2 separate regions of the Homo sapiens genome follow, and region 1 is linked to region 2. Evidence: read pairs that join two places in POLR2A ChIA-PET (ENCODE). Cell type or tissue: A673. All regions are shown on one strand. Each heading gives the region's core, and the rest is flanking DNA. Links, peaks and the distances in the headings are about the cores only. Region 1 overlaps AOPEP (aminopeptidase O (putative)). Region 2 holds the start of LOC107987101 (a long non-coding RNA gene).

Region 1 (15,565 bases), core at 3,083-11,082, 160 kb before region 2:
CAATGTGCATACACATACACTTGCTGCATTTCCAAAAGCTATTATGTACTATGAGTTGACCCTGAGAATGAAAATCATATGCTATGGCCAGGCGTGGTGGCTCACGTCTGTAATCCCAGCACTTTGGGAGGCCGAGGCGGGTGGATCACTTGAGGCCAGGAGTTCAAGACTAGCCTGGCCAACATGGCAAAACCCTGTCTCTACTAAAAATTCAAAAATTAGCTGGGCGTTGTGGCATGCACCTGTAATCCCAACACTTTGGGAGGCCATGCAGGCGGATCACCTGAGGTTAGGAGTTTGAGACCAGCCTAGCCAACATGGCAAAACCCCATCTCTACTAAAAATATAAAAAATTAGCCAGGCGTGGTGGTGGGCGCCTGTAGTCCCAGCTATTCGGGAGGCTGAGGCAGGAGAATGGCATGAACCCAGGAGGCAGAGCTGGCAGTGAGCCGAGACCACGCCACTGCACTCCAGCCTGGGTGACAGAGCGAGACTCCGTCTCAAAAAAAAAAAAAAAAAAGAGAAAAAGAGAAAGAAGAGGGAAACAGAGAGAGGAGAGGGGAGGGGAGGGGAAGAGAGGGGAGAGGAGAGAAAGAAATCATAGGCTAGGATGGTAGAGCAGCAGGAGAGAAGCGAGAAGCAGCCCCGGTTCCCACTCCACCCTGGCCTCTCTACCTGTGCCCTTGTTTCATATGGGGAAAGAAGGAAACTTCTGTCTTACCTAAGTCATTATTTCAAGTGTTCTGTCACGCACAACCAAATTAAATCTTGCCATTATGCTTTTGAAAATAATTTGGAAAACAAGTCCATGTAGACTTTATGTGTGTCTTTTTAAACCTATTACTCGACGAACACACTGAAACTCTTTTCTAGTGAATGATCAAGTATTTGTGCGCATATACTTTGTCCCGAGAATTAAGCCTAACACTATGAGAGAATATAAAGAAGTCCAAGACGGAGTTCTTGTCCTTAGGAAGTTAGTGAGTTTGCCACTGAGAAAGGACAAACACGCACCACCTATCCTCTCTCCCAACACATCCACCCAGAGGAAACAACATGAGGCAACAAAGTGCAAAACTGTGCAGTGTGATTGCAAGTGGGGATGGAATCCAGAAACCAAAAACAGGGAGGACGGAGACTCTGGGAGAAGGTTCCAGGGAGGCGCTGGCCCTTAAGGTGGGCCTTGCAGGAGGGGCAGAACCTGGAGATGCAGTGGAAACTGGCTGAGCATCCTCAAGGGTGGGGACCAGTCGCAGGCAAACCGCTGTTTCAGTAATGAACAGAGCATGTTCAAGGAGACTGGAAGGAGGTCAACCAGACGTGTGGCCTCTGGAAACAGAGCCCTCCCTTTTCTCAGGACATGGTTTCTCAGCCTTGAAAAAGAGTCCCTTTAAAGGATGATTTACCTCCCCATTCACCCCACATCTGAGAGATCAATCTGTGCTCCAGATCCTCCCTGCCATGCATCTAACAGGCTTGACATTGCTCAGACATCCCTGAGCATCGCCCTGAGGTATGCCTGAGGCCCAAGAACACTGTTTTTCTGTGGGGGTCCTGCTCAGCCAGCCCAGTGACTTTGAAAGAAACGTCCTTTTTACTATGCAACAGGCACATGTGAAGTCTCACTCACATACTCTGATGAGGTGTTTCAAGTTAAACTGTTAGGTAGAGGTGGTGTGCTCTGCTTCCTATGTTGTGAAATAGTAATAAACCAACAGAATGACTGGTCATTGCTTCCAAAGAGGAGGCCAGGGAATTTAATCACTCACAAACTAGCCACGATCACAGGATGAAGCAACTTTCCTAGTAAGCTGCTTTTCATAAACAAAGCCGTTGTTGAGTTTTTAAAATCCAACCAAACAACAAACAACTCTGAGGACAAGAAGAGCACCGTCTAGCCTCATGAAAGACGTAGTGCAGCCTTCACTCGCAGAACGTGCTTCAGAAGAGCAGGTCCTACAGAAGCACGGAGGACCCGACCCATGCAGTTACAGGGAGGATGGCTGTGGAATCCAGGCTGCACCAGGTGTACTACTCGTCAAGCACTGGCTGATGAGAGGGCCTGCACATTCAGTGGTTTTATATCGGGGGTTGGGAACAGTAAATAACATCTCTGGGATCTAGTCTAAGACAAATGAAACCAAATGACTCTTTTTCCAAAAATGGGCCTAAAACAGCTCATGGGAACCACCCCTGGCAGCCTGGTGGAGCAGGAAAGCACAGGCCAGGTGTGAAGAGACCTGAGTGCCAGCTTGGCTCTGTTGTCATGGAAGTCGTTGTTGACCTTGGTTGCTTAATCTGTAAATTAAGGGAGTTCAACTGGAGATGACCCATCCCTGATACTCATTGTGGCACTAATGATGACTCTGTGTCAGTAACAGATGAATACACAGGAAAGAACCAGTATATGTTTCTCTCTTCATCTTCTTTTCTGCCCATCACCATTTCTCCATATGCCCCCACATCATATTAATTTGCCAATTAATAAACAGCCATCCTCAGTTGCAATGTCATCTGAAGCTCAGTGGATTTCATGCTTGTTTGGTGACAGCAGCTGCTGCTGCTGCCCTCAAACCACATCCTTCCCCTTCGTCATGAAGCCTCCTCGAGAGCCACAATTTGCCTTGGCCAGAGCTCCCCGTACGTCAGCTTCCACCAGAAACTGCCATCCATATGCAGAGTTCTGGTTCATCAGCCCCTCTGAAGCAGATCCAGCTGGCCACAGTGGATTCCAGGTGGTCAAGACCAAAGAATCTCATAGCATTGTCAGCACACTGAAGCTGAAAGAAACCGCAAAAAGCACCGAATCTGACTGCCCCCAATTTGTAGATGAGGACACTGATGCCCTAAGAGGTTTATTTATCTAACATGGACTAGCCAGAGCTAGAACCCAAGTCTCCTGACTCAACGGTCAATTATGACTTTGAAATGGACAGAATTAGAAGCTACTAAAATCTACTATTTATGGTGTGCTCTGTGTCAGGCACTGTGCTAAGTGGCTTCTTAAACCTGACATGTACAGAGAACTCAGAATCTTTTCTCCTAATCTGCTCCTCTTCCTGTCCTCCCCACATTAGTCAATGGAGCACCCATCCATCCAGCGGCTTCTGCCAGAAACTCGGGAGTCACCCTTGACATCTCCCTCTTCCTCATCATCTCCCCATATAAAACTCTCAAGTCCTGCATTCTCCAGAGCATATCTTGGAACTCTCCAATTTTCCCCACCAGCACCCTCTCCACCCAGGTCTAAGCCACCTTCATCTCCTGCCTGGATTGCGGCCACACATCATCTCATCTCACCATTCCACTGCCACTACTCCTGTCGCTTCATTCTAGAACCAGAAACCTGAGCAATCTTGTCAAAACATAAGCCAGGTCACGACCTGCCCACCCCGTCCCCACCCTTGCCACTGCTTAAACCTGCTGGGCTTCCCAATACGCTCAGAATGAAGCTCAGATTTATATGAGGCCCTGCTTGGTCTGACGCCCTTATGATGCTGCCAATCTCATTTCACGCCAATCTTCCCATAGGTCACTAAATTCCATGAACACTTCTTTCGGGTCCTCCAAAGTTCCAAGTTGCTTCCAATCACAGCCTGTCCTCCTGTATAATATGCCCTTCTTCCTACTCCTGGCCTGGCTCACGTTCCACTGCCCTTCAGGTTTCAGCTTCTACATCACTGCCTCAGAGGCACCTGCCCCAAGGCCCTGCCAGGAGTGTTTCCTCTAACCCTGCATTCCTCCCACACAGGACTGACCAGTTTGTCGTACTCCATTTTTGAGAATATTTGTTTAATAACTATCTATCTCCCCAACCAGACTATAAGCCCCTTGAAGACAGGGACTGTCTCTATTTGTTCATCACTGTAGCCGAAGAATTTAGTGTTCAGTACATAGGACGCCCTAAATAAGTGTCTGCTGAATTTATTTATCAATTAGTTTACAGAAAACTTGAGTATAATAGTGCCTGTCATTTACAGATGAGCAAACAAAAGCATAAAGAACTTAAGCAATATGCCCAAGACCTAGAATAAGTAAGTAGCACAGAAGAGATTCCAACACAGGTTAGCTGACCCCAAAGCCCATGCCCTTAACTCAGATCACACCAGGATGGAATAGGCTGAGAGAAGATATAAGAGGCAGTAAGCCTTGATGCTTACTTGATTCATATGGAACAAATAGAGTCTGTGAAAGGCTGAAAAACAGCTCCCCAAAAGATATTCATATCCTAATTCCTGGAACTGTGAATGTTACCTTCTATGGGAAAAAAAGAAAAGCAAGCATGGGTCTTTGCAGATGTAATGAAGTTAATAAGGATCTTGAGTTAGTCAGATTATCCTAGATTATCTGCATGGGCCCTAAATGCAATCACACATGTCCTTGTAAGAGGCAGGCAAAGGGAGATTTGGCAGACAGAGGACATGGGGATGTGAAGACAGTGCCGACAGAGATTTGAAGATGACCTTAGTTCAGGCTGCTAGAACAAAGTACCACAGACTGGGTGCTTATAAACAGAAATTTATTTCTCACACTTCTGGAGGCTGGAAATGTGAGATCAGTATGCTAGCACGGTCAGGTTCTTATTGAAGACCCTCTTTCTGGTTTGCAGATGACTGCCTTCTCATTGCATCCTCACATGGTAAAGAACAGAGAGGGAAAACAAGCTCTTGTGTCTTTTTGCTTTGAGACAGAGTCTCACTCTGTCGCCCAGGCTGAAGTGCAGTGGCACAGTCAGCTCACTGCAACCTCCACTTCCAGGTCTTCTTTTTTTTTGAAATGGAGTCTCGCTCTGTCGCCCAGGCTGGAGTACAGTGCTGCAATCTTGGCTCACTGCAAGCTCCGCCTCCCGGGTTCACACCATTCTCCTGCCTCAGCCTCCTGAGTAGCTGGGACTACAGGCACCCGCTACCACACCCAGCAGACAGGGTTTCACCATGTTGGCCAGGCGGGTCTCCAACTCCTGATCTCAGGTGATCTGCCCGCCTTGGCCTCCCACAGTGCTGAGATTACTGGTGTAAGCCACCGAGCCCAGCCTCAGTGTGTTTTATAAAGCACTTATAGCATTAATGAGGGCTCCACCCTCCACCCTCATGACCTAATCACCTCCCAAAGGCCCCACCTCCTAATCCCATCACATCAGTGAGTTAGGATTTAAACACATCAACTCTGGGAGGGACATAAACATTCAGTCCATAGCAAAGATGTTGGCGATGTTGGCTTTGAAGACTGGAGTGATGTGGCCACAAGCCAAGGAACATCAGTGGCCACCAGAAGCTGGAAGAGGTAAGGAATAAGATTCTCCCCTGGAATCTCAGGAGGGAGTGTGGCCCTGCTGCCACCTTGATTTTAGCCTACTGGTCGTACTGATTTCAGCCTTCTGGTCTCCAGAACTGTGACAGAATCCATTTCCATTGTTTTAAGTCACCAAGTTCGTGTTAATTTGTTACAGCAGACACAGGAAACTAATATAGAATCCATAACGTTATTTTGCTAAAACACAGAGGTTTACATCTGGAAAGGTTTTACTCCCTACTTCCCCCATCTGTACAGCGCCAGATATTTCAGACACAGATAAACACAGCACCTCCATTCTTAGCACCATTTCCACTATACATACCCTAGGCCAAGAATCAGCATTGAGGAATCGGAAAATCGGAAGACAAAACGATGTAACAATTAACCAGGGTTCTAAATGTGTTTTTGTTTTTTTTTTTTTTCAAACTAGAACTAGAAATGCTTCAGGCCAGACGTGGTAGCTCAGCTACAGGCTGAGCTGGGAGACTTGCTTAGTCCCAGGAGTTGGAGGTTGCAGTGAGCTATAATCACACCAGGGTACGCCAGTGTACGCAGTGAGATCCTGTGTCTTAAAAAAATAAAAAATGCTTCAAAGCCCAGCACTTACGTGAAAACCAACGTAAATGATGTCTTAACATAGCTTCCAAAATGTTTTTGGATCCACAGAGATCTGTGTTTTCATTTTTGCCATACAATAAGTAACCTGTAGTAGATAAGCAACTGCTTTAAAATAGCTAAATAATCACATTCCATGAAATGATAAGCCTGTACTTGCAAGTTCACCTTTCAGCCTCACTTTGGGTCCTTGTTCTGCATCATATACTGGGGTTTGGCTTGAAATACCGTTAACTCACTCTGCTTGAAGACAATCTGTAATTTTATAAGATAGATAGGTAGAAATATAAATTTTAATGGCTTGTTTTAACATCCTAAGAAGTCAAATAATATTTACAAGGTGAGATACACTGAGAAGAAAAACATTTTAACATACTCTCAATCTCTCCTCCCAGAAGACAAGGAAAATGCGCTCCTACCAGAGCAGCCATCTTGCTATTATTCCATCCAGTTTCCAGATGGGAAAGGAATATTAAGTCGTTGGAGATTAATCCTACCAAAGCAAATCGGAAATTTCCAAAGCTGTTGTCAATATGGCTCTGCAGTTTAAGATGAACATACATGAGGTGAATTCGCAGCAGTTAAAACATGGTTGAAGAAATGACGATCATAAGAACTGCTATAAGAGAACATAACACGAACTCTATGATGAGAGGGATAGAGAAAAGATGGTTGAGGAAACTAGGTGAGCTGACTTCAGGTTGCTGAATCTTCACAGAGACAGAAGGGTGAGGATATTTCCATGTAAGAAAATGTCCTGAGCAAAGATATTTTTTCAGAGAGCCCAGAGCAGCTTTGGAAAGCAGTTAGAAAAACTTTAAAGTACTTCACTTACAATAATATGTCCAGAGCAGGAAAGAACTTTTAAGTTCAACAGCCCCATTTTATAGACGAAAAACTGAGGCAAAAACAGGTTAGGTCACGTCCCCAAGGACAAGCACCTGGTAAGTGGCCAAGCTGTGATCCAAATTTGGGCCTTTTAGACCCTCTTCTAGTACTGTCTGTTGGGCCATGAGCGAACTCTTTGCCTCTCCATGTTTATTTCAGATGCTAGAGGTGTGTCTACCAGCTTAAATAATGAATGACAAGCTACCTTTTATTTCTTATAGGCCAATTAATGTTTAAGCACTATGAATCTATCCTATGAGTCGCTTCAACCAAATTGCTTTTTACCAATTCTTTGTAATACGACATTTACACAAATGCCACCCCTCATCATCTACCTGCTTTTTTTTTTTTTTTTTTTTTTAAGACGGAGTTTCACTCTTGCTGCCCAGGCTGAAGTGCAATGGCACGATCTCGGCTTACCACAACCTCTGCCTCCCGGGTTCAAGTGATTCTCCTGCCTCAGCCTTCAAAGTAGCTGGGATTACAGGCATGCACCACCATGCCTGGCTAATTTTGTATTTTTAGTAGATACAGGTTTTCTCTATGTTGGTCAGGCTGGTCTCAAACTACCAACCTCTGGTGATCCGCCCGCCTCAGCCTCCTAAAGTGCTGGGATTACAGGCGTGAGCCACCGCACCCGGCCTTCTGCTGCCTCTTTTACCCTGGCGTCTCCTTGATCTCATGGGTAGTAAATAGCTATTTGGCCCAATTATTTTTACTGAGACTACCTAGCTTTTATACCTGAGTCCTTACCCGCCACACTGAAGAAAAAAACCTGTGCTAACACTATACCTGAGTACAGACACTCAGCAGGTGTGGACGTGTGCATGCTGGTCTATGAACACGTGGCCTGAGTCAAATGCACAGACATGGCACATTCCCAGCCATTCGTGGTCAGGGCCATTAAGCTCTCTGCTGCTGTGCCTCCACCCTAGAGCTGATGCCTGGAAAAGCTGCTTTGTGGCCTCAGTAGATAGAACATAGGGTGTGAGCAACCCCAGGCAAGAAACCTACGTATAAGTCCCATTGCTGGGGTTCTTATTCTAATGTTTCCTCAATGGTGACATCTGATAATAGGAGCATGCCTGTCCTTTGTTATATATATTCTTTCAGTCTCACCCCAGAATCTAAGAAGAGGACACCTGTGACTTTGTATAATGTAGGTTACATAAGGATAATTTATATATTTTCTCTATTTCTAGGTCATCATTTATCAAGCTTAATGAGCATTTGACCCACATGCGAACCACCAGTTCTAGGCAAATTAAAAACAAGATGCCCCACAATTTCTTTTTCTTTTTTTTATTTTTTGAGACAGAGTTTCGTTCTTGTTGCCCAGGCTGGAGTGCAGTGGCGCAATCTTGGCTCACCACACACAACCTCCACCTCCCAGGTTCAAGCGATTCTCCTGCCTCAGACTCCCGAGTAGCTGGGACTACAGGCATGCGCCATCACGTCTGGCTAACTTGTATTTTCAGTAGAGACAGGGTTTCTCCACGTTGGTCAGGCTGGTCTCGAACTCCCGACCTCAGGTGATCCGCCCGCCTCAGCCTCCCAAACTGCTGGGATTACAGGCGTGAGCCACCGCACCTGGCCCACAATTTCTAAATAATAAACTAAAACACGGCCAGGCCTGATGGCTCACACTTGTAATCCCAGCAATTTGGGAAGCCAAGGTGGGCAGATAACCTGAGGTCAGGAGTTCAAGACCAGCCTGGCCAATGTGGCGAAACCCCGTTTCTACTAAAAATACAAAAATTAGCCAGGCGTGGTGGCACACGCCTGTAGTCCCAGCTACTCAGGAGGCTGAGGTAGGAGAATCGCTTGAATCTGGGAGGCAGAGGTTGTGGTGAGCCGAGATTATACCATTGCACGACAGCCTGGGTGACAGAATGAGATTCTGTCTCAAAACAAAAATAAATAAAATAAAATATGCTAATTCTAAAATTATTTTAAAGAATAGGTTCATATCTATGAGCAGGATGATACTGTTTACAGTACTGTTTAGAGTATGTATAGAATCTGACATTTTATACATGCTTGTTACATGTATAATGACAAACAGTTTGAGTTGTCCTCCAGGTAGTTCATTTTCTTACTTTTTGTTTCTTCTAAGTTAGAACATCCTAACTCATATGTAGAGCTCGTTTGGTGCCTCTGTCAGATACATTTGGATGTTCCGATCCAACATAGTCCTACAAATTATGAGGTGATTTCATGTTTATTATGGTAAACATAAATTGATGGGCATATTAAATTCAAGAGCTAGAAGGCTGGGTTAAATGTTCCATCGGGGAAGAGAAATCAACAAATAGATGTGTAACCTGCTTTTGGTTGCAGTTAGCAAGCATGTTTTAGCATTTGGATGTCGTTTTAAAACATAACCTATAGTATGTCATTAGTTCTTTGACTAAGGAATAAAAATCCATTCATTCAGCAAATATTTAGTAGCTACTGGTGACACTGCTTGGCACTAGGGATACAGCTGGAAACCAGAAGATGGTCTCTGCCCTCACATACCTATAACAGGATTTCTTGTGCTTAGCATTAAAAATCTTAATGTTCAGCCTTAAAATAGCACATCATTTGAGAAAGCCACCTAAATAATAGAAATGGCCTTTAGAGACACTGTTCAGTGTCATGTTTTTAATTCATACCACATTCCAAAATCTTTCATGAGGCACCTTTGCCTCCAGTACATGACTTGCTGCCCATTTTCTTCATTTTTATAAGAAATTGTCACATTTTCACAATTCCTTTCAACTACAGTGTCAGCAGGCACAGTACAGACCACCACCTGCTCTCTGAAAATAAAATACTGCCGTCCACCATATTCTAATGCAACTTCTGAGTCATGTAACAATGTCCTTTTTGTCCTTTCTTACTGGTTGCCACTGACCCAACTTACCTTTTTCATTCTCCTTCATGACTCACAATATAATCATTAACCAAATCAAACAAAGCAGTCTTCTCTTACGATGTGGGTTTTCATTGAACAAAAACTCATCAGGCAATTCCCTTTCACATAAGTGCTGCGCATGTGCTAAGAGGTGATTGATAATCTGCCCATCACTGGTTCTGCCCAAGTGTGAAGTAAAAGCTCTGCTAGCATGTACCTATGAGAGTAACTGCTTCTCCATGCGTGTACCATGGATATTATACAATATCTGTCTGATGAAGAATACCCTATTCTGCTTTCTCTGCACATTAAACTCATCGTTAACGTCAAAGCTAATCTTACTAAGCTTTCCAATAGTAGTGCGACTTGTACCTTGTTTTCTCTGTGTGGAGTAGAGCTCTGAATATTGCCTCTGACATTTTTACCTAATTTCTGATATCACTGTAGAATCTCAAATTCAACATTTTCAAATCTCACTTTGAAAAACCACTATTTTGGATATGTTCTGGAAACAATAGGTTTATCTTTGTGTTTAAAAATAATAGAAAAGCTTCATGACTTCATGTCACCATCTGATAAAAGGACAGTACACAGTGAGTGAGGTGAGACTGAATGGACTGCTTGTTCGATAATTTTTTTTTTTTGAGATGGAGTCTCACTCTGTTGCCCACGCTGGAGTGCAGTGGCGCAATCTCAACTCACTGCAACCTCCACTTCCCAGGTTCAAGTAATTCTTCTGCCTCAGCCTCCCAAGTAGTTGGGACTACAGGCACACACCACCACACCCGGCTAATTTTTGTATTTTTAGTGGAGATAGGGTTTCACCATGTTTACCAGGCTGCTCTCAAACTCCTGACCTCAAGTGATCTGCCCACGTCGGCCTCCCAAACTGCTGGGATTAGGGGCATTAGCCACTGCGCCCAGCCTTGTTCAATAAAATCTAATTTCATATAGTAATAATTATTTTTTCCTTTTTTGGCTGTTTGTGTTAAATCATTCTACTCAAAGGAATCATTTGTCTCATCCACAACATATACATTTCTATATCTGTACTGTGGTCCTAGTCACTATAGTTCTAATATTTTTATGAATTCTAATATTTACTCGATTCATTCTATCTCTGCTTTTGCCCTTCAACACTGAGCCATTGAGCTATTTTTTGGAATTGGCGTAGAATACCTATAATCAATGAAAATTTGTGAATAAGAATGGCAGATAATGGAAAAATATATCAGCTGAGGTGAACTGCACTCAGCTGACCAAATACTAGCCAAGACAAAGTGATTAACACTCTTTTTGGCATATATATAATCTTAAAGATGATTAATAACAGGATTCCTACAACAATAATGATTCACACGATTTTTAATTAATAAAATACGTAAGAATAAAATGACTGCATTGATTTTTCCTCTGAAACTGCGAAAGCACCTGCAGATCACCTAACTGACTTTGGGGTATGGTGGTGGGGGGATCCCCCAGTGGTCTTTGAGCCACATTGAGAAACTCTGCTCTCAGTCTTCCAGCTTACATTAGTTAGGCTTGTGTAAACACACAGCCAAAAGTTGTCATGATATCCGATCCCACTGTCAATTCAAACTGAACTCCATGAAGAAGTATCTGTCTTCTCTCCTTGTTCCTTACCCTATGTCCAACTCCCAGCCACTGCTCTTCCCACCCTGGTCTATGCAAACCTCTCCTCAACATCTCAAGTCAGGAAGCCTGTGATACTAACATTGAACTAGGGTTGAATCCTACTGCTGTTCTTCTAAGGCAGTAATTCTCAACCTTGGCAACTCATTAAAATCATCTGGGGAGCTTTAAAAAAATTTCAAAGTACTGCTGCCTAGAAGCTACCCCAGATCAATTTAATCAGAATCTCTGGGGTGGGATCCAAGTACTTGTATTTTTAAAAGGCTTCTCTGGTGTAGGCAGGATGAGGATAACTGCCTAAGATGACACTGACATAAGGCATCTCCCATAGCAGCCGCTCAAATTATCATGTCTACGGGGTCCACCCTTGTTCTAGGTTCATCTCTCGTCAGGGCTACTGTGACAAGCTTCTTGTTGGATTCTCTGGATCCAGTGACATCTACTGTCATCACAGTTGTCAAACGGTCTTTGCTGTCTTTCCCTCTGGCTATGTCACTCTCTTCCTGCAACTCTCTTCCCAACTTGACTGCACACTGGAATCACGGAGGCCTATAAAGCACCAATGTCTGGGCTGTACCCCATACCAAATAAACCACCACCTCCAGGGATGGGAATCATGAGAGGGGTTAAAAAGCAGCTAGGATTGAGAAGCAGTATTCTAGGAGTTGCAGTATCTAGTATGACTACCACATCTAGGTTAATTTAGCTACTACAGATGAGCTTGTTCTGAGCTGACAGCCATTCTCAACAAGGAACTACTTTCGCTCAAGAGCTTACAGTCCACTGGCAAAGACAGACTTGAAAGACCAGTCATCAGATCACAGTGAAGTAAGTGCCAACAGAAAGATTAAACATCTTCTGAGGAGAGAGCAAGTAATGGCTGGTTAAGTTAGGGAAGGCTCGTCAGGGGAAATTATACTTGAACGAGGTCTGGAGGGAATCATCCAGCCCAAAGGATGAGGGGCAAAAGACGTTTTCTTAGAAACATACATTCATTCTTTAAAATATTTTAATTACCTATGCATACTGACACATAACATTTCTATTACATGTTTTTGATCAGTTAAGACAATGCTTCCCACTCTTTTAAATGCCATGATACAAAGAGAAAATATCTGCATATTCCCTGATTAAAGGAGGCTCTTACTGGTGGAGGTAACGGGCGTGGGACTCCAGCTGAGGGCAGCTAGATCTCAGCATACCGGTCACCCTTTGCATGCCAAGGCACGCCTGCAAGGACGCTCCAAATGAGCACCCCTTTGGCTACCAGTAACAGAAAAGCCAATTCAAACTGGCCTAAGCGACGATGGGTCTTTTCCTCTCACAGAATGAAAGGCACAGGGATGGGCACCTCCAAGTATAGACTGTCAGAGCTCCGCTTCTCCGTCATTTTCTTGGCTGTGCCTTACTTGGCATTGGTGTCATCCCCAGGCTGGTACCAGATTGCTGCCACATTGCTAGATGTGATCAGGTCAGGGGAGGAAGAGAGGTGTCCTTCCTTGTATGTCTATGTCTCCCTGTGAAGAAAGTTTTCTGAGAAGCCTGCAGAGAGTTACTCCTCATATTCCCGCAGCCAGAATCTTGTCAAATGTCCCTGCCTAACCCAATCTTTGGCAAGGAGAAATGCAACACCATGATCAGCTTAGATGAACCAGGATGAACTCACAGAAATGTGGACCAGATTTGCTTTCACACAGACACATAGGGAGGGGTAAACAACCACACAAAGTCAAGGATTTTCCAGCAAGTAAGACAGTGGGACTGGTTGTTGGGTAGGCAACCAATAGCGTTTGCCTCATATCAGAAAGAGGCTGTACAGCATCGTAATTAAGGGCACCACTCTGGAGTCGGGCGGTGAGCTCAAATTCCACTCTACCATTGCCAACTGAGTATATGGGCTTCAGTTTTTTTGTCTCTGAAAAGGAAATGATACGAGTTCCTAACTCGGGGTTGCTGGGAAGATGAAATGAGGATTAAAGGTACATTGCTTAGAAGCAACTCTGGCATATGTGCACATTATGATGTGGCTCAATGTTAGTGGTCATTTCTGTAGTGTCCGCCATGGGTTATAACAGCCAACAGGCAGGACCACATCTGTGGGTAAGACAGGTTTTCTCTGATTAGCACTGAGCCAGTGCCACACTCAATTAGACATTCAATAAGTTCATTTTTTTGCATATTAATAATTTAAAATCTATGTCTTCTTCTTGCTAATAAAAAATATGCTACCAACTAAAAAGTAACTTTTTTACAATTAGAAATACTTCTAAAGCAGAGGTGCTCACCCCGCAGGCTGGGGACTGTTAAGAACCAGGCTGCACAGCAGGTGAACCTCAGGCAAGTGAGCATTCTCGCCTGAGCTCTGCCTCCTGTCAGATCAGCAGCAGCATTAGATAGTCTTTTTTTTTTTTTTTTTGAGATGGAATCTCACTCTGTCGCGCAGGCTGGAGTGCCGTGGCATGATCTTGGCTCACTGTAACCTCCATCTCCCGGGTTCAAGCGACTCTCCTGCCTCAGCCTCCCAAGTAGCTGGGATTACAGGCTCACGCCACCACGCCTGGCTAATTTTTGTATTTTTAGTACACACGGGGTTTTGCCATGTTGGCCAGGCTTGTCTCGGACTCCTGACCTCAGGTGATCCACCCACCTCAGCCTCCCAAAGTGCTGGGATTACAAGCGTGAGCCACTGCGCTCCGCCTGGCATTAAATTCTCACAGGAGCACAAACCCAATTGTGAACTGTGCATGAGAGGGATCTAGGTTGCAAGCTCCTTATGTGACTCTAATGCCTGATGATTCGAAGTGGGACAGTTTCATCCCTAAACCATGCCCTCCTCCCCACCCCCGTGGAAAAACTGTCTTCCACAAAACAGGTCCCTGATGCCAAAAAGGTTGGGGACCACTGTTCTAAAGTATTTGAAGATATTACTGCAAAAAAAAAAAAAGAAAGAAAGAAAGAAAAAAAAGAAATGTTACCAAGTAAAAGGTAACATTTAACAATTGGGAATACTTCAAAAAATCTACTGCTCCCTGGAAAGTATATTAAGATAACAGTAATTACAATTTACTATGAATATTTATTGAGCCTTCACTATGTGCTGGGAACTGCTTTAAATGCCTTACATACATTATCTCATTTAACCCTAAAACCAATCTTTGGAGTCAGGATTATCAGTAAAACACTTAAAACTAAACTTCAATGAAAATATAAGTTTGTTTTTAAAGGACAAACTTTTCCAGAATTTCATGTTAAACAAAAATTTAAGCTACTCAATTCCTAGTTCTAAGACACACTTTCTCTCCTTACTATTCCTACCCCCTGCCCCATTTTAGCATTTCTGAACTCAGGATGCCTCTTAAAATATTTAGACTTGGCCGGGTGTGGTGGCTCACGCCTCTAATCCCAGCATTTTGGGAGGCCGAGGCGAGTGGATCGCCTGAGGTCAGGAGTTTGTGACCAGCGTGGCCAACATGGTAAAACCCGTCTCTACTAAAAATACCAAGAAAATTAGCTGGGTGTGGTGATGCATGCCTGTAATCCCAGCTACGTGGGAGGCTGAGGCAGGAGAATCGCTTGAACCCAGGAAGTGGAGGCTGCAGTGCCATTGCACTCCAGCCTGGGTGACAAGGGCGAAACTCCATCTCAAAAAATAAAACAAAATAAAATGTTTAGACTTCACTATAATAATGCTTTCCCCTTTTACCTGGGCTATTAGCTTGGTAGGGCATTCACAGGAGAGGAAGTGCAGCAGTTACAACCATCTCCGAGTCAAGCTCCATGTTTTTTTTTTGTTTTTTTGTTTTTGGTTTGTTTGTTTGTTTGTTTGTTTGAGTGGGAATCTCCCTCTGTCACCCAGGCTGGGGTGCAGTGGCGTGATCTTGGCTCACTGCAACTTCTGCCTCCCGGGTTCAAGCGATTCTCCTGCTTCAGCCTCCCAAGTAGCTGGGACTACAGCATGCACCACCATGCCTGGCTAATTTTTTTTTTTTTTTTTTTTTTGAGACGGAGTCTCGCTCCGTCGCCCAGGCTGGAGTGCAGTGGTGTAATCTCAGCTCACTACAAGATCCGCCTCCCGGGTTCATGCCATTCTCCTGCCTCAGCCTCCTGAGTAGCTGGGACTCTAGGCACCTGCCACCATGCCCTGCTAATTTTTTGTATTTTTAGTACAGATGGGGTTTCACCGTGTTAGCCAGGATGGTCTCGACCTCCTGACCT
Region 2 (15,565 bases), core at 4,312-12,311:
TGGAAAAGAGTGATTGTTCCAAATTAGGGCTGCAAGATTTAGCAAATAAAAATATAAGATAGCCAATGAAATTTGAATCTCAGATAAACAATAATTCTTTAGTATCAGTATGTCCAATGCAATATTTGGGACATATGCTAAATAAGTGTTTCTTATCTGAAATTCAAATTGAACTGGGCACCCTGTATTTTATCTGACAACCTTAATACAAAATGAAATGAAATTTGTTTTGGTACGGGATAAAGTATGAAGTCAGATAACCTAGGTTTGAATCTTAGCCACTTAATAGTTATATAAACTCTGGGAAATTATTTCACTTGGTCAAGCTGTAGTTTCCCTATCTCTAAACCTATTAGATAGTAATACCTGCTTTGTATGGTTATTGCGAAGATTTTTTTTTTTTTTTTTTGAGACAGAGTCTCACTCTGTCACCCAGGCTGGAGTGTAGTGGCGCGATCTCAGCTCACTGAAACCTCCACCTCCCAGGTTCACGCCATTCTCCTGCCTCAGCCTCCCTAGTAGCTGGGAGTACAGGCGCCCGCCACCACCCAGGCTGGAGTGCAGTGGTGCGATCTCGGCTCACTGCAAGCTCCGCCTCCCGGGTTCAAGCCATTCTCCCGCCTCAGCCTCCCGAGTAGCTGGGACTACAGGCGCCGCCACCATGCCTGGCTAATTTTTTGTATTTTTTAATAGAGACGGGGTTTCACCGTGTTAGCCAGGATGGTCTCGATCTCCTGACCTCGTGATCCGCCTGCCTCAGCCTCCCAAAGTGCTGGGATTACACGTGTGAGCCACCGCGCCTGGCCTTTTTTTTTTTTTTTTTTTTTTTTTTTGTGAGAGAGTGCAATCACAGCTCACTGCAGCATCAACCTCTTGAGCTCAAGCAATCCTCCCACCTCAGCTCCCGAGTAATTAGGACTATAGGTGCACACAACCATGCATGGCTAATCTGCTTTTCTTTTTTGTAGAGACAGTGTTTTGTCACGTTGCCCAGGCTGGTCTCTAACTCCTGGGCTCAAGCAATCCTCCCACCTCGGCCTTCCAAAGTGCTGGGATTACAGGCATGAGCCACTGCATTTGGCCAGAATTCCTTTATTTCCAAATAAAAATTTGAGAATTCTTTCAGTTTGAGAAATCATCCTTGGGTCTATGTGAAACAAGATGATGCCTTTCTAAAACTTTCTGAAGTAAAAGGGGCAAGGCGGGCATACAGGGCCAGGTGGAGGATGGGGAGGTGGCTGATGTGAAAATTCCAGATACCTGGAGGAAATCATTTCTGTCAAACCCAGACAAAATAGAGCCAGTAAGGAGAGGAGGCTCAAGCTTACATTCTGCGATAAACGATTTCCAAGGACTTTCTATAAGCCCTTCACACATCTCCTGCTTTAATAAGGTTTATCACTAGACATTTTTTTTTTTTTTTTAGATGCAGTTTCCCTCTTGTTAGCCAGGCTGGAGTACAATGGCGCGATCTCGGCTCACCGCAACCTCCACCTCCCAGTTTCAGTATATTCTCCTGCTTCAGCCTTCCCAAGTCGCTGGAATTACAGGCATATGCCACCAAGCCCGACTAATTTTGTATTTTTAGTAGAGATGGGGTTTCTCCATGTTGGTCAGACTGGTCTCGAACTCCCGACCTCGGCCTCCCAAAGTGCTGGGATTACAGGCATGAACCACCGCACCCAGCCTATCACTAGACATTCTTTAGGACTGCAGTGATTCAAATAAAATGTTCTTGGAAGAACACTTGCCCAGTAGCGACATCTCCACCAATGAACTGACAACAATTCTGGCTTTGAACCTCTGGAACCAATGAACTTGTTTCTAAGCAGTTTATGTCAATTTATTTTTGCTAATAAAAGTTCCCTTCCCCCTTCCTCACTGAATGCACTAGTGGCTTGCCATTCCATGCATTCCAGTCTATAATCCTTACTTCTATTCTTGAGTAAACCCAACATATTTAGAGACAATTTTCTGGTGTCTTTTTTTTTTTTAGGTTGATACTGACTACGTAGTCAGTGTCAGTAGAGGTTAGTTCATACCTTTACAATTATATGGCTTGATAAGCTGGTCTTGACTGTCACATAAACCTACCTACCTTTGTCTTATTATTACCTCTAGTAAACATGTGTCACTCTTTGGCCACCCAAGGGCCATTCTCCCTTCCTAACACTACTTACAGATTCCTTCAGGAAATCTATCCTTTCTCATTCTAGCCCTGTGGCTTGGGAGGGATTCACCCACCTCTCCTGCTCTACGGGTGGACTGTGGTTGGCTTAAACCAATCAGCTTTTCCCATGTACTTACTTACATCCTCCACTGATTCCCAGATAAATCAGTAACCCATTCAGATCCATGAAGACACAGGAGCCATTTGAAGCCTCTGGGAAAGACAAGCTTCCTCCTCTTCCAGAGATGCTACCAGGAAAGAGGCTTGCTCTTCCTCCAGAAGGTATAGGGAGATCTGAGGCCTGGAGTTACTGCAGCCATTTTCTGCCACACATGGAGAGCCAGGAGCTGCCTAGAAGAGGATGGGGATGGCAGGTAGGGACAATGTGGTATCTAAGGATGAAGCTGAGGCAGAGAGGAACTAGTGTCCGGGAGTTCTTGTTTGGATTGCTAGATCAAACCTTACCTGAGGCCAATATCTGTCTGTAGAGATTTCTATTGTGTAAGCCAAGAAACTTCCTTTGTTGTTTAAGCCAGGTCAAATTGGCTTCTCTGCTGCTTATGATAAAATAGCCTTAAATGGGCCGGGTGCGGTGGCTCACGCCTGTAATCTCAGCACATTGGGAGGCTGAGGTGGGCGGATCACGAGGTCAGGAGATCGAGACCTTCCTGGCTAACATGGTGAAACCCCGTCTCCACAAAAAATACAAAAAAAAAAAATTAGCCAAATGTGGTGGCGGACGCCTGTAGTCCCAACTACTTGGGAGTCTGAGGCAGGAGAATGGCGTGAACCTGGGAGGCGGAGCTTGCAGTGAGCCGAGATCGCGCCACTGCACTCCAGCCTGGGTGACAGAGCAAGACTCTGCCTCACCAAAAAAAAAAAAAAAAAAAAAATCCCTAAATGATATAAGTCCCTTGTTAAGAACATTCTATGGCTCCCCACTGTCTATAAAAAAAAGTTAATGGACATAAATATCTCCTTGATGGTGGTGATTGCTTCATAGGGGTATACTTATGCCCAAACTTATCGAGATGTATACATTAAGTAGACACAGCTTTTTATATGTCAATCATACCTCAATAAAGTGATTTTGTTTTTTTTTTAAAGACAAGTTTAAATTCCTTAGCTTACCACCTAAGACAGTGTACAAGTGAAACATGGGTAACCTTCTTCTTCTCATCAAACTAGTCTTTAGCTGTTCCCTCTGGCTTGTCCCTTTTCTCTGCTTATCCCTCCTTAAATTTTACATTTTCCACTATCTGAATTTCACATCATTCCTGATCTTTCCAAACAATACTTATCTCTCTTGACCTCTGTTTCCCTTCACATTCTTCTTCCAATTATAATTTAAACTCCTGTCTTTTCTTTGCCCTTTTCGAAGACTGTCATGTATTCTGAATTACTTTAATGTATATTTAACCTGTCTTCTTGAGAACAGGTCTTACAGGCTTCTGATCAATGTCTAGCTCATAGCATCTAGAACTATGCCTTATACATAGTAGGTATTAGAAACACATGCTGAGTAGTTGGCAATAGTAGTGTTTTTTGATCAATGTCAACACAAATGCTTATGTCTGGTTAAGGATCAGGACTCAGAGACTACCTAGACACATGCAAACAACAAACCAGAGGGGATCGACTAAATAGTTTTCACTTGAGAAGGCAATGGGCTACTCCACTATAAGAAAACCATCTGTATGAAAGAATCTTGGTGAGTGGACTGTAATCTAACTCTTCAAATCCCAGGGCTCATGGAAAAAAATGAAGTAAACTTATTTGACTAATATATCTCTATTGTGAAAGCACACTGGAGCTTGCTTAATCATAAGCAGGTATCAAGTGGCCATATAATATAGCCCTGTGATTCAAGAGCTGCCTGTGGCCAAACAGGCCTGCCAAGAAGCTGTGCAATTTGGTGGTCCCAATTCCCAGTTCTATGTAAAGCCTCTGGGTGACTGGCCAATCAAGAGGCCCATAGACCAAGTAGCCTGCAGAGCAGCTATGCAGAGCCTTCATGCCATCATTTCCCGCATCACTTCCCGCCTACCTTCCCTCTGGCTTCACAGAGTCTGTTTACAAAGAGAAGTGAATGCCCATATTCTGCTTGGCCTGCAGTGTAGGTGTTATTGTAACTCTTTAAAGCTTTATGACATTCAGTGGTGTACTTCCCTCGCATTCCTGAGTGACCCATGTCACGGTGGAAACAGGCTGTCCTTAGCATTTCACAGGCTGCACACTTAATGACATCATTCTGTGAGATGAAGGGAGAGCTCTAAGAAAAACCTAATTTGGCCTGCTGCAGCAACAGTTGCCTTAATTAGTCTCGATTTTTAATGCAATAAAAGGAATCAAGGTAAAGGTGGCTGGCCAGGAAAATTAATAAGCTTTCAGGTACACTTGGTTACTATGATTTTTCTGTTAGTAGAAAACGTTAAGCTGCTGTTTTGCTCTCTGTCTTGAGAACACAGGTTACAAGAAAAAAGAAAGGTACACACAGACATTGTTAAAAAGGCATTAGTCCGGGCAGGGTGGCTCATGCCTGTAATCCCAGCACTTTGGGAGCCCAAGGTGGGCGGATCACGAGGTCAGTAGTTCGACACCAGCCTGGCCAACATGGTGAAACCCTGTCTCTACTAAAAATACAAAAATTAGCTGGTCATGATGGCGGGTGCCTGTAATCCCAGCTACTCAGGAGGCTGAGGCAGGAGAATCATTTCAACCCCGGAGGGGGAGGTTGCAGTGAGCCAAGATCATGCCATTGCACTCCAGCCTGGGCAACAGGGTGAGACTCCATCTCAAAAAAAAAACAAAAAAAAAAAGCATTAAGATGAACTATCTGGTACTATCTGCCATCTTGGCATCTTATTCATTCCAGAGGGCATAAGCTCTTTTTCTCTGAATTGGTTCTTTCCCCTCCTTGCTAAGAGCCTTATAATATTATGAAACACAAAAATGTAATATGGAGCTGGACTGGGTTCACTCCTCACTATAGAGCTGCATTAACTACATTGGCATCCCTCTTAAGCAATCTTTAAGCAAAGAGGCATTTGGGACATCAGTAGAAGAAGGGACATTTTCCCTGTGCGTGGGCTCTATTCTTCTGAGTAAATAGATGCTTTAAAACCAGCCAAGTCTCCATTTGGTGCATCTGAGTAGGAGTTTGATATTTGCACTGAGAAATATTGAATTCCTAGAACACCAAGAGGTGATTCAAGAATTTTCTTTCAAGCCAGTTAGACTTTAAATAAAAATTATTTACATATTCATGAGCAGATATATTTCTCTAGTGTGTGCTAAGCATGAAAAAAAGAGCATCAACCATCAAGTTTACCTTTGCTATGGGCATGTCTTGTGATACACCAGAAACTTAGGTGATACAGTTTTGAAAAAAAAAAAGGATTCCATGTAAGATCCTCAGGAGGAATAACTACCCCGATCTTTCACACCTGTGGAGTTAGACCAACCATAGCCCTGATAAGGTCTCTGACGTGTTGTGATCTATGAATTGAAGTCCATGCTGGAAGTTATCAAATCACTTGCTAGTTAGGGGGCCTGGCCAGCCACCAGCATTCACATTCAAAGCAACTTTATCGCCCTCTTCCTCAGATAAGACAACTCTTACAACTTGTTAAAGACATTCCTCTAGAAAAATGGCAACGTCTCTCCTCCCCCAGCTCTCACCTCCAAAAAGGCAACGAATACTACCCATGGAAATGAAAGCACAGATGAAAAGATCTAACAGAGGAGTGGTGTTTATGCTCAGGCTCTCTCGAACATCAAGGTTGCTATGGTTGTGTGACCTTCAGCAAGCCACTCCACCAATCTAAGCCTTGCTCTGTCCTTTCTTCCCTCATTCCATCATTTCTTTGTCCCCTCACATACTTAGTATTTATAGACCACCCACTATGTGTCAGGCCCTGGCCTAGGAGCTCTGGATATAACAGTGAACTAAGCCAAGTCCCTGCCCTTGTGCAGCTTATGTTCTGGTGAGCAGAGGGAGAAGGAAGACAGACAACAGGCCATAGCATCTGGTCATTTGTAGTCAATTCACTGGGACAAATCAAGCAACTTTATTCTTATTTAATGGACAAGGCTTTATATTCCATTATAGTAAAATAAGGACTCTATGCCTATTGGTTAACCTTTATAAAATATTGCAAAGGGGCTGGGCACAGTGGCTCACGTCTGTAATCCCAGCACGTTGGGAAGCCGAGGCAAGCAGATCACTTGAGGTCACGAGTTCAAGACCAGTCTGGCCAACATGGCGAAACCCCATCTCTACCAAAAATACAAAAATTATGTGATGGGATGTGATGGTGAATGCCTATAATCCCAGCTACTTGGGAGGCTGAGGCAGGAGAATCACTTGAACCTGGAGGCGGAGGTTGCAGTGAGCTGAGATCTCACCACTGCACTCTTGCCTGGGCAACAGAGAGAGACTCCGTTTAAAAAACAAAAATAGGCCAGGCGCGGTGGCTCACACCTGTAATCCTAGCACTTTGCAAGGCCGAGGGGGTGGATCACGAGGTCAGGAGATGGAGACCATTCTGGCTAACATGATGAAACCCCATCTCTACTAAAAATACAAAAATTAGCCGGGTGTGGTGGCGGGCACCTGTAGTCCCAGCTACTTGGGAGGCTGAGGCAGGAGAATGGTGTGAACCTAGGAGGCAGAGGTTGCAGTGAGCAGAGATTGCACCACTGCACTCTAGCCTAGGTGACAGAGCAATACTCTGTCTCAAAAAAAAAATTAAAATTAAATAAAAATAAAAATAAATGACTGGGCGCAGTGGCTCACACCTATAATTCCAGCACTTTGGGAGGCCAAAGCGGGCAGATCATGAGATCAAGAGATCGAGACCATCCTGGCCAACATGGTGAAACCCTGTCTCTACTAAAAATACAAAAATTAACTGGGAATGGTGGCAGGCACCTGTAGCCCCAGCTACTCAGGAGGCTGAGGCAGAAGAATCGCTTGAACCCGGGAGGCGGGGGTTGCAGTGAGCTGAAATCGTGCCACTGCACTCCAGCCTGGTGGCAGACTGAGACTCCATCTAAAAAATAAAATAAAATAAAGTAAAATAAATTTTAAAAAAATAAAATATTACAAAGGGCATATTCTGGTACATTAGAGTATCATTCAGTTTAACCTGGAGACAAAGGAGAGAACAAGGCAGGCCCTCCTCCACTTACTGAATGTTACCCCTGCAGAAGTCATTTAGCCTTTTCACCCCTCAAGGTGGCAAGAGTACTTTCCTTACCACCTCCTAGGTTAATCTAAGCACCAAACTGAGCCATGGACAGGGAGCTATGGGATAATGGCTGATCAACCCTAAGCATTATGAAATACAGTGGCTGCATATGGTGATGCAGATTAAGGTGAGGTGATGTAGTGACGATAACTAATCAAGGGAAAGCACATACGGTCATTTCTCCCCTGAGTTTCTTCCCAATTTCTGAGGGGATCCAGAGTCAACTTAATACGGCACCATTGACAAAGAAATTGTGTTAGGCACTTGCCTAAGCATACACCTGAACCTGTAGATTCTTGACTGGCACTATTCCCTCTGCACTCATTCATTTCCTTGTTGTGCACCTCTGGCCATGGGCATTGCCAGACCAAATCCATCAATTAGAAGAAACTTCACCTCTGCAGGAATTCTCAGTCAATTTCGGCTCTGAATGAACAGTGCCTTTGCTTTGTGTTCTTTGGCACCCACATTAATATTTAAAGACATATAAATGGTTGTCGTTAGTTGAAAATGAACAGATGATTGGTGAAATGAAACTGTGGATAGAATATATCTTTCTTGATTCTCAATCTGTTTTGGATTGAAGACAAGAAAAGACCATATTAGCAAAGAAAAATTGGCCTAAATGTGAGAACAGTTGGCTTTAAATACACACACACACACACACACACACACACACACACACTCACACATATATAATTAAGTATTCACAGATTGGCATGAGGCCAGGAAAGCACTCAGTGGAGTTTTCCATTCCACTCCCCACATCTTGTTTGCAGAGTGTGTGCTTTTTCTCTTAAAGCACCATGCTTCCAAGTTGAGAAGCTTATCTGCACTTTAGAGTAGACTTTCTTTCTACTTTCTAGGTAAATAAAACAGTTAAGTAAGAGGCAAGCAGATTTTTGACTTGAAGAACAGATAATCAGACTAATAAATACTAAGCTAACAGAAGCCTTTCCCCTCGAAATCCTTGTCCTTGTTAGGAATGACGGGCTGGTCCTAACACAATACAGCTAAAAGCCAATTGACATTATAATTCCCCCAGCGTGGGAGTGAGGCTGGTAAAGAGACCAGGACCTGAAATCATGCAAGGGGTGGAATGATTATTTGTAGCTTCTGCTGTAATTTTGAGATTTTAAAAATTCCCTTCCACCTAAAAAAGATACATGTCATGATGTAGCAATAAAAAGGGATGCACTGCTGGTCCAAGCAACAACACGGATGAACCTCAAGACCATGTTCACAAAGGAGGCCAGATATGAAAGAGGAGATGCTGGATGATTCCCCTTACATAAAGTTCAAGGACAGGCAAAACTTGTCTCTGGAGAGTTCGGAAGCGTGGTTGCCTCTGGGAGGGAAGTATTGACTGGAGAGGGGCCTGAAGGAACTTTCTGGGATGATGCAACATCGCATATCCTGATCTGGGTATGTGTTGAGGTATGATATATGTCATTGAGCTATACCTTATGATTTGTGCACTTCATGTAAGTTGTATCTCTTTTATTTATTTACTTACTTATTTATTTATTTATTTATTTATCTGAGATGGAGTTTCACTCTGTCACCCACGCTGGAGTGCAGTGGCTCGATCTAGACTCACTGCAACCTCCACCTCCCGTGTTCAAGCAATTCTCGTACCTCAGCCTCCTGAGTAGCTGGGACTACAGGTGCGCACCACCATGCTCCACTAATTTTTGTATTTTTAGTAGAGATGGAGTTTCACCATCTTGGCCAGGCTGGTCTCAAACTCCTGACCTCAAGTGATCCACCCTCCTTGGCCTCCCAAATTGCTAGGATTATGAGCGTGAGCCACCACGCCTGGCCTCATTATTTTTTTTTAAAAAGACATCACATTTAGGAGCCACTGGAGGACACATTACAATGATTGATATGTTTATAACATTTGCCAGTCGACAAAAGACTCAAATGTAATTATCTCTTGATTCTTACAAGCATCCTTGAGATTAAATGAGGAAAGTGAGGCTCACTGGAATTCAAGATACTGAGGCTGTCCCTCCCCTCTGCATTCCAGCAGCCCAGGAACACCAGCATGGCTCCCTAGCAGCCCTTCTCAAGGGGGAGCTGCTGGCATTTGGTCAGGACAGGTCTTCATTGCACGGGTCTATTCCATGAACTGCAGAGCATGTGCCATTGCTGGCAAATGCTTTTCCCCGAGGACCAACGGGTCTGCCAGAAACACCTTCACACATTTCAGATGCCCTCAGGAGGGTATCAGACCCTGGCTGAGAACTTTGTGTTTACTGCATTCCTGGATACAGGAGCTCAAACCCCAGTTAACGTTTAACTCACAGAGAAGCTGGAGCCCTGGTGAGAGGCATCTTTGTTTGGGCACTGATGCAGAATGGAATGTTGGCCCAGGTCCTCTGGATGAGCCACCTGTCCTGCTTTGGCTTGAGGCCCACACACAATTCCCTTCACTTTATCCATTGGTTCAGCATCCAGCGTCCATAGGTGTGGTTCTGGGGGTGGGGCTGAGCTCACTATGTGTTCCCTGGAGGTCCAGGGCCATGTTTCTTTCCTCTGCTCTTCCTCCAGGACCAAGGATCCGAACTCCCTTTGCCCTCAGAACAGAAGGTTAGCCACCAACTCTACCTCCGCCCTATGCCCTGGGGAGTGGAGCCTCCATTGTCGGTGGAATCTCCCCCAGAGCCTTCTGCTCTAGGTTGGTAACACAATAATGAACCGAGTAAGGACTTGAGCCCAGCTCTCTTCACCTCAGTTTTGCTCTCAATCTACTACATCACAGGGTGGGACATCACAGCCCATCGTCCAAATCTGGTCCACTGCCTGCTGGCTCTAGGATGTTTTTTAAATATTCAAATGGTTACATTTGTGTCTATAGAAAATACCTCAATTTTACTTCTTGGCCCACAAAGCCTAAAATATTTACTATCTGGTTCTTTACAGGGAAATTTTCCAGATGTCTGCACTGCCATTACGCTTGCTTTATCCCGGTTTATAACTGGCAGAACTCTGACAGGGCTTACGAACAAAAGTTTCCCTGTTTGGAGCAACTGGGACTTCTTTTATACTGCAAGAACAAGACAAGGGTCAAGGAAGACATTAACTTTATTAAGATATCAGCCAAGCCTATTAGGGAGCAAAGAGAGATAAATGAGGGCATGGAGACAATGAGTCACATATAAGGTCCCATCATTTAAGTTAAATAGTTGTATTACACTTTAGGAGGCTGAGGCAGGCGGATCATGAGGTCAGGAGATCGAGACCATCCTGGCTAACATGGTGAAACCCCATCTCTACTAAAAATACAAAAAATGAGCCAGGCGTGGTGGCGGGCGCCTGTAGTCCTAGCTACTTGGGAGGCTGAAGCAGGAGAATGGCGTGAACCCAGGAGGCGGAGCTTGTAGGGAGCCGAGATCGCGCCACTGCACTCCAGCCTGGGCGACAGAGCAAGACTCCATCAAAAAAAAAAAAAAAAGTAGTTGTATTAGATTATCTCCCCACCTGACACTCCTCAGCCCCGTGACAGCTTGGTGACCAGCTCCTACATTGAGCTAGTTGACATTAAGAAAATCCCTCAAAAATGGCAGGAGAACATTAATGTAAAAATTTAGCAATTTGCTGAACTGTTTATATTTTTGCCTTGGAGTTCTTAGGGCCACACATAATTCATTCATCCATCATCAGACATGAGGATACCGAAGTAGGGGAAAGAAGAATTCCTTCTCTAGAAGAACTTACTGACAAGGAAATTGATGTGTTCCATGCTGCAGAGGCAGGAGCAGGGTGGAGGTGCGTGACCTCACTGGAATGAAGAAGGCGAAGCCCAGTCGAGGTCTCCAAGGATGAGCCCAGCTGCAGGTAAACAAGGATAGGGTGGAAGGACATTCTAGGCAGAGGAGAGCATGAACATCTATTGTGTATTTTTTGTTACTTTGCATATAATAAGTAAATTAAATAAAGGCATGGGAGCAAGATAGAACCTGGAGTGTTAGAAAAACAAAAGAGAATCTGGCATGTCAGGCACCAAAGTCAAATGTGAGGGCATGAGATGACCCTAGAAACAGGGCAGGAGCCAGAGCCTGAAGAATCTTGCAGGCAAGTGTCTTAGGTTGGGTTCCCCTAGCAGCAGACCCTGGCACAGGTGATGTACATGAAGGACGGCTGCAGTTCTTTGCTCTTTTTCCCATTTCAGGGGGCTGTCTTATTCATGACCCTCTGAATCTGGGCTGGACTCAGTGACCTGCTCAGCCAACAGAATTTGTAGAAGTAACATTCTGGGACTTCTGAGACTAACTTACAAGAAACCTTGCTGCTTCTACCTGGGTCTCTTGGAACACCCTCACTCTGGTAGCTTTGAGCCACCATGGAAGAACTCTGATGACTCTAAATTGGCCAAGTTAGAGAGATTACATGCAGGCTCTCTGGGACGTGGTCCCCGTCAGGTCCAGCCTTCTAGTTGTCTCTGCGACTCTGCCAAAGTGCCAGACAATGAACGGAGCTGTTGTGGATTCCCTCGACTTGCCCAGCTGTCAGTTGGACATCTCAGTCAACACCACATGGAACAGAAGAGTTGCGCAGCTGAGCCCTGTCCAAGTTTCTGACCCACAGAATGTGAGATAAAGAAAACGGTGGTGGCCAGGCGTGGTGGCTCATGCCTGTAATTCCAGCTCTCAGGGAGGCAGAGGCAGGAGGATAGCTTGAGCCCAGGAGTTCGAGATCTGCCTGGGCAATATAGCGAGACCTCGTTCTCCACAAAAAGGAAAAAAAAAAGACCAAAAAAAAAAAAAAAAAGAAAACGGTGGTTCTGGCACTAATTTTTGAGAATATTGTTATGCATAGCAATAGATAACTGTTAGTTTTCTAGGACCCCTGTAACACAGTACCATAAACTAGGAGGCTTAAAACAACAGAAATGTATTCCTTCCCAGTTCTGGAGGACAGAAGCCTGAAACAAAGGTGTTGGCAGGGCCACACCCCCTCTGAAGGCTCAGGGGGAACCTGTGCCATGCCCTTCTCTTAGCTTCCCATGTTACTGCGAATCTTTGGCATCCCTTGGTTGGAGACATGGCACTCCAGTCTCTATTCTTCTGCCACCTGACCTCCCCTCTCCCTGTTCACATGGCGTTCTCTTCCTTATGTGTGCTCGCTCTACTCTTATAAGAATACTAATCATAGTGGATCAGGGCCCACCCCTCATCTTAGTTATATCCATGAAATATATCTGATTAGATCCATGAAAACCCTATTTCCAAATCAGGTCATGTTTACAGGTACCAGGGGTTAGAACTTCAACTTTTTAGAGGACATAATTCAACCCACAACAATAGTCAAAACACAAAGATTTGAGTACAAGTTGTTTATTTGAGGGATGATTCTAGGAAGCTCCAGTGGGGGCTGGTGGGAAGGCGGGAGGGGGAAGGTAAGAAGGTCAGAATAATGGGCATCGTGGCCCTGTGGGCACTGGGAGTCAATGCCACCAGGAAAAATCTGGCAGACAGTGTAGAAAACACCTCAAAGTGATTCTCTCTGCACTGCCCCCTCCCTCAGGGGTGGGCAAGGTGGACAATTGGTCCTTCCATTCCCATCTCTCACTGGCTGAGGGCTGCTGCCTGGGAGCATTAACTTCCTCGCACTTAAGGCTCACTGCCCAAAACCAAGAGCAATCCCTCAAGTGAAGAGCAGCAGGTGCTTGCAGCAGGGCCCTGCGGGCATCATCTGGAACAGCAGGTGCTGAGGGGCATGGGTGGGGGGCTGACAATCTTTGCTATTGCCATGCTAGCGAGCTTGAATTGTTTTCTGAAGGTTATGGGGGCTGGAAGGAATTGAAATACTTAATGCAGCAGAGTGGTGAGATCAGGTTTGAATTCTAAGTCACCCAGGTGGGAGTCGAAGTGGGGCAGACTCTCCAGTTAGGAAGCTACACCTGTAGACCAGGGGAGAAATTGCATGCACAACCCAGTGCCATGGCCGGTCAAATGGAGGGGAAGGGCTAGGCTCAAGGTACATTTAGGAGGCAGAATCAACAGGAAATACACAAGGAAGGTGGGGACAAAGTTGAGGAAATTCTGGGACCCTGAAGAAATGCCTGACATTGAGCTGAGCAAAAGGTGAAATCTTATCCTGTCCATTACAGAAAGGAAAAGCTACTGATGTGACAGCAACCTGCCTCAGGACCCTGGCACAGGCTGCTTCCTCAGCCTGTGACATTTTCCATCCTTGCCCCTCTTCCCCAGTCACATGACTCACTCCCAGACACATTGCAGGTCTTTGCTAAAATGGCCCCTCCTCAATGGGGTCTTCTTCCCTGACTACCTAATTTAAAATTGCAAGCCACCTGTCCCCCACCGTCTTGCCATTTCTTTCTGTCACCCTATCCTGCTTTATCTTTCCCCACCTGTCACAGTCTGATATACATTTACTTTAATTATATATTGGTTTATTGTCTGTTGTGTTCCTTGTCACCATCCAAATATGAGCTCCATAGTGGCAGGGATTTTTGGCTGTGGTCACAACCCAGCATCTAGAATAGGGCCTGGCACATTGAAAGAAACACACACATACTTGGTTTGTTCTTGTTTTTGGAGATAGATCTCATTCTGTCACCTGGACTGGAGTGCAGTGGCACAACCACAGCTCACTGCAACTTCAAACTCCTGGGTTCAGGCAATCTTCCTGCCTCGGCCTCCCGAGTAGCTAGAACAACAGGCACACGCTACCATGCCTGGCTACTTTTTTTTTTATTTTTGTAGAGATGGGGTCTGGCTATGTTGCCAGGCTGGTCTCAAACTCCTGGCCTCAAGCGATCTCCCACTTTGGCCTCCCAAAGTACTGAGATTACAGGAATGAACAACTGTGACCGGCCAATACCTCTTTGTTGAATGAATGAATGAATGAACAATTCAAAAACCTATTGTTAAATACAAATGGGCTGGGCGCAGTGGCTCATGCCTGTAATCCCAACACTTTGAGAGGCCAAGGCGGTGGATTATTTGAGCTCAGGAGTGCAAGACCATCCTGGCCAACATGGCGAGACACCATTTCTACTAAACATACAAAAAATTAGTCGGGTGTAGTGGCGTGCACCTGTAGTCCCAGTTATTTGGGAGGCTGAGGCAGGAGAATTGCTTGAACCTTGGAGGCAAAGGTTGCAGTGGGCTGAGATTGTGCCACTCCATTCCAGCCTGGGCGACAGAGCGAGACTTCATCTAAAAAAACAAATAAACAAAACACACACACACAGAAATGGACTATAGCTGCTTCTGTCTTCTAAAGGGGAGAGGTAATGGTGGCATAATTTATATTCTAGGAGAAATAAAATGCCTCTACCATGCTCTTTCCTTCACAAACACTGGAGGAGAAAGAAGAAAAGGAGGTGTCTGGGCAGATGCCAACTTGTGTGAGCAGAATGCACGTGGCTCTTCTAAGCAAGCAAGGGAGAGGCTGGGTGTCAGGCAGGGAGTGCAGCAGGTGAAAAGGGAGAGTGTAAGCCTGTATGTATTTTGGGTTCTTGAGAAGAAAAGAATTTAAAGAGTGCAGCAAGGGGCCCGGTGGTAGAATGGCTAAAGAATTTTTCAAAGCAGGTGAGTCCCAGACTCAGTTTTAAATTATTTTGGAGTTTCTGCCATATAAACCCACTGAGTATCCTCAAAGACCTTAGTAAAGTCTGCTACAAGCATAGGCCTCATGTAACTTTTTTGGGAGGGAAGTTGAGGATAGGGTGCAAATCCCACATCTGGTTTGACACATGGAACGTGAACAGCAAGTAGAGAACCTGAGATGAAACAGAAATGGAATTCAGTGGAAGCAGAAGGGACAACCCTGATGATACAAGGCTGTGGTAATTATAGAAAATTGGGGAAATACTTTTTTTTTTTTTTTTTTTGAGACGGAGTCTCGCTCTGTCGCCCAGAGACTGGAGTGCAGTGGCAGGATCTCGGCTCACTGCAAGCTCCGCCTCCTGGGTTCATGCCATTCTCCTGCCTCAGCCTCCCGAGTAGCTGGGACTACAGGCACTCGCCACCATGCCCGACTATTTTTTTGTATTTTTAGTAGAGACGGGGTTTCACCGTGTTATCCAGGATGGTCTCGATCTCCTGACCTCGTGATCCGCCCGCCTGCGCCTCCCAAAGTGCTGGGATTACAGGCGTGAGCCACCGCG

Evidence for each region. Peaks named below come from ENCODE experiments on the same cell type or tissue, not always from the same donor. Only the 100,000 strongest peaks of a DNase experiment are listed, where the experiment ranks them.
Region 1: POLR2A ChIA-PET joins it to region 2 with 21 read pairs; 3 of 35 experiments call an interaction of 5 or more read pairs at or near these places.

The regions. Positions count from the first base shown.
Region 1 is chr9:94,848,236-94,863,800 of GRCh38, reverse strand. The region is part of intron 5 of AOPEP (aminopeptidase O (putative)); the gene reads right to left. Among named protein-coding and RNA genes, the nearest start is that of MIR2278, 46 kb to the right of the region's middle. RefSeq lists an enhancer at 2,564-2,613. In A673, for the core only: no CTCF peak of the experiment used is centred there; no DNase peak of the experiment used is centred there.
Region 2 is chr9:94,686,920-94,702,484 of GRCh38, reverse strand. LOC124902219 (a long non-coding RNA gene) reads right to left here. Exons shown (of 2, transcript XR_007061675.1): 2 at 10,495-11,259. It overlaps LOC107987101 (a long non-coding RNA gene), which reads left to right and starts at 2,326. Exons shown (of 4, transcript XR_001746846.1): 1 at 2,326-2,544; 2 at 9,979-10,105; 3 at 11,178-11,265; 4 at 11,600-12,094. In A673, for the core only: no CTCF peak of the experiment used is centred there; a DNase peak (open chromatin) is centred at 8,154.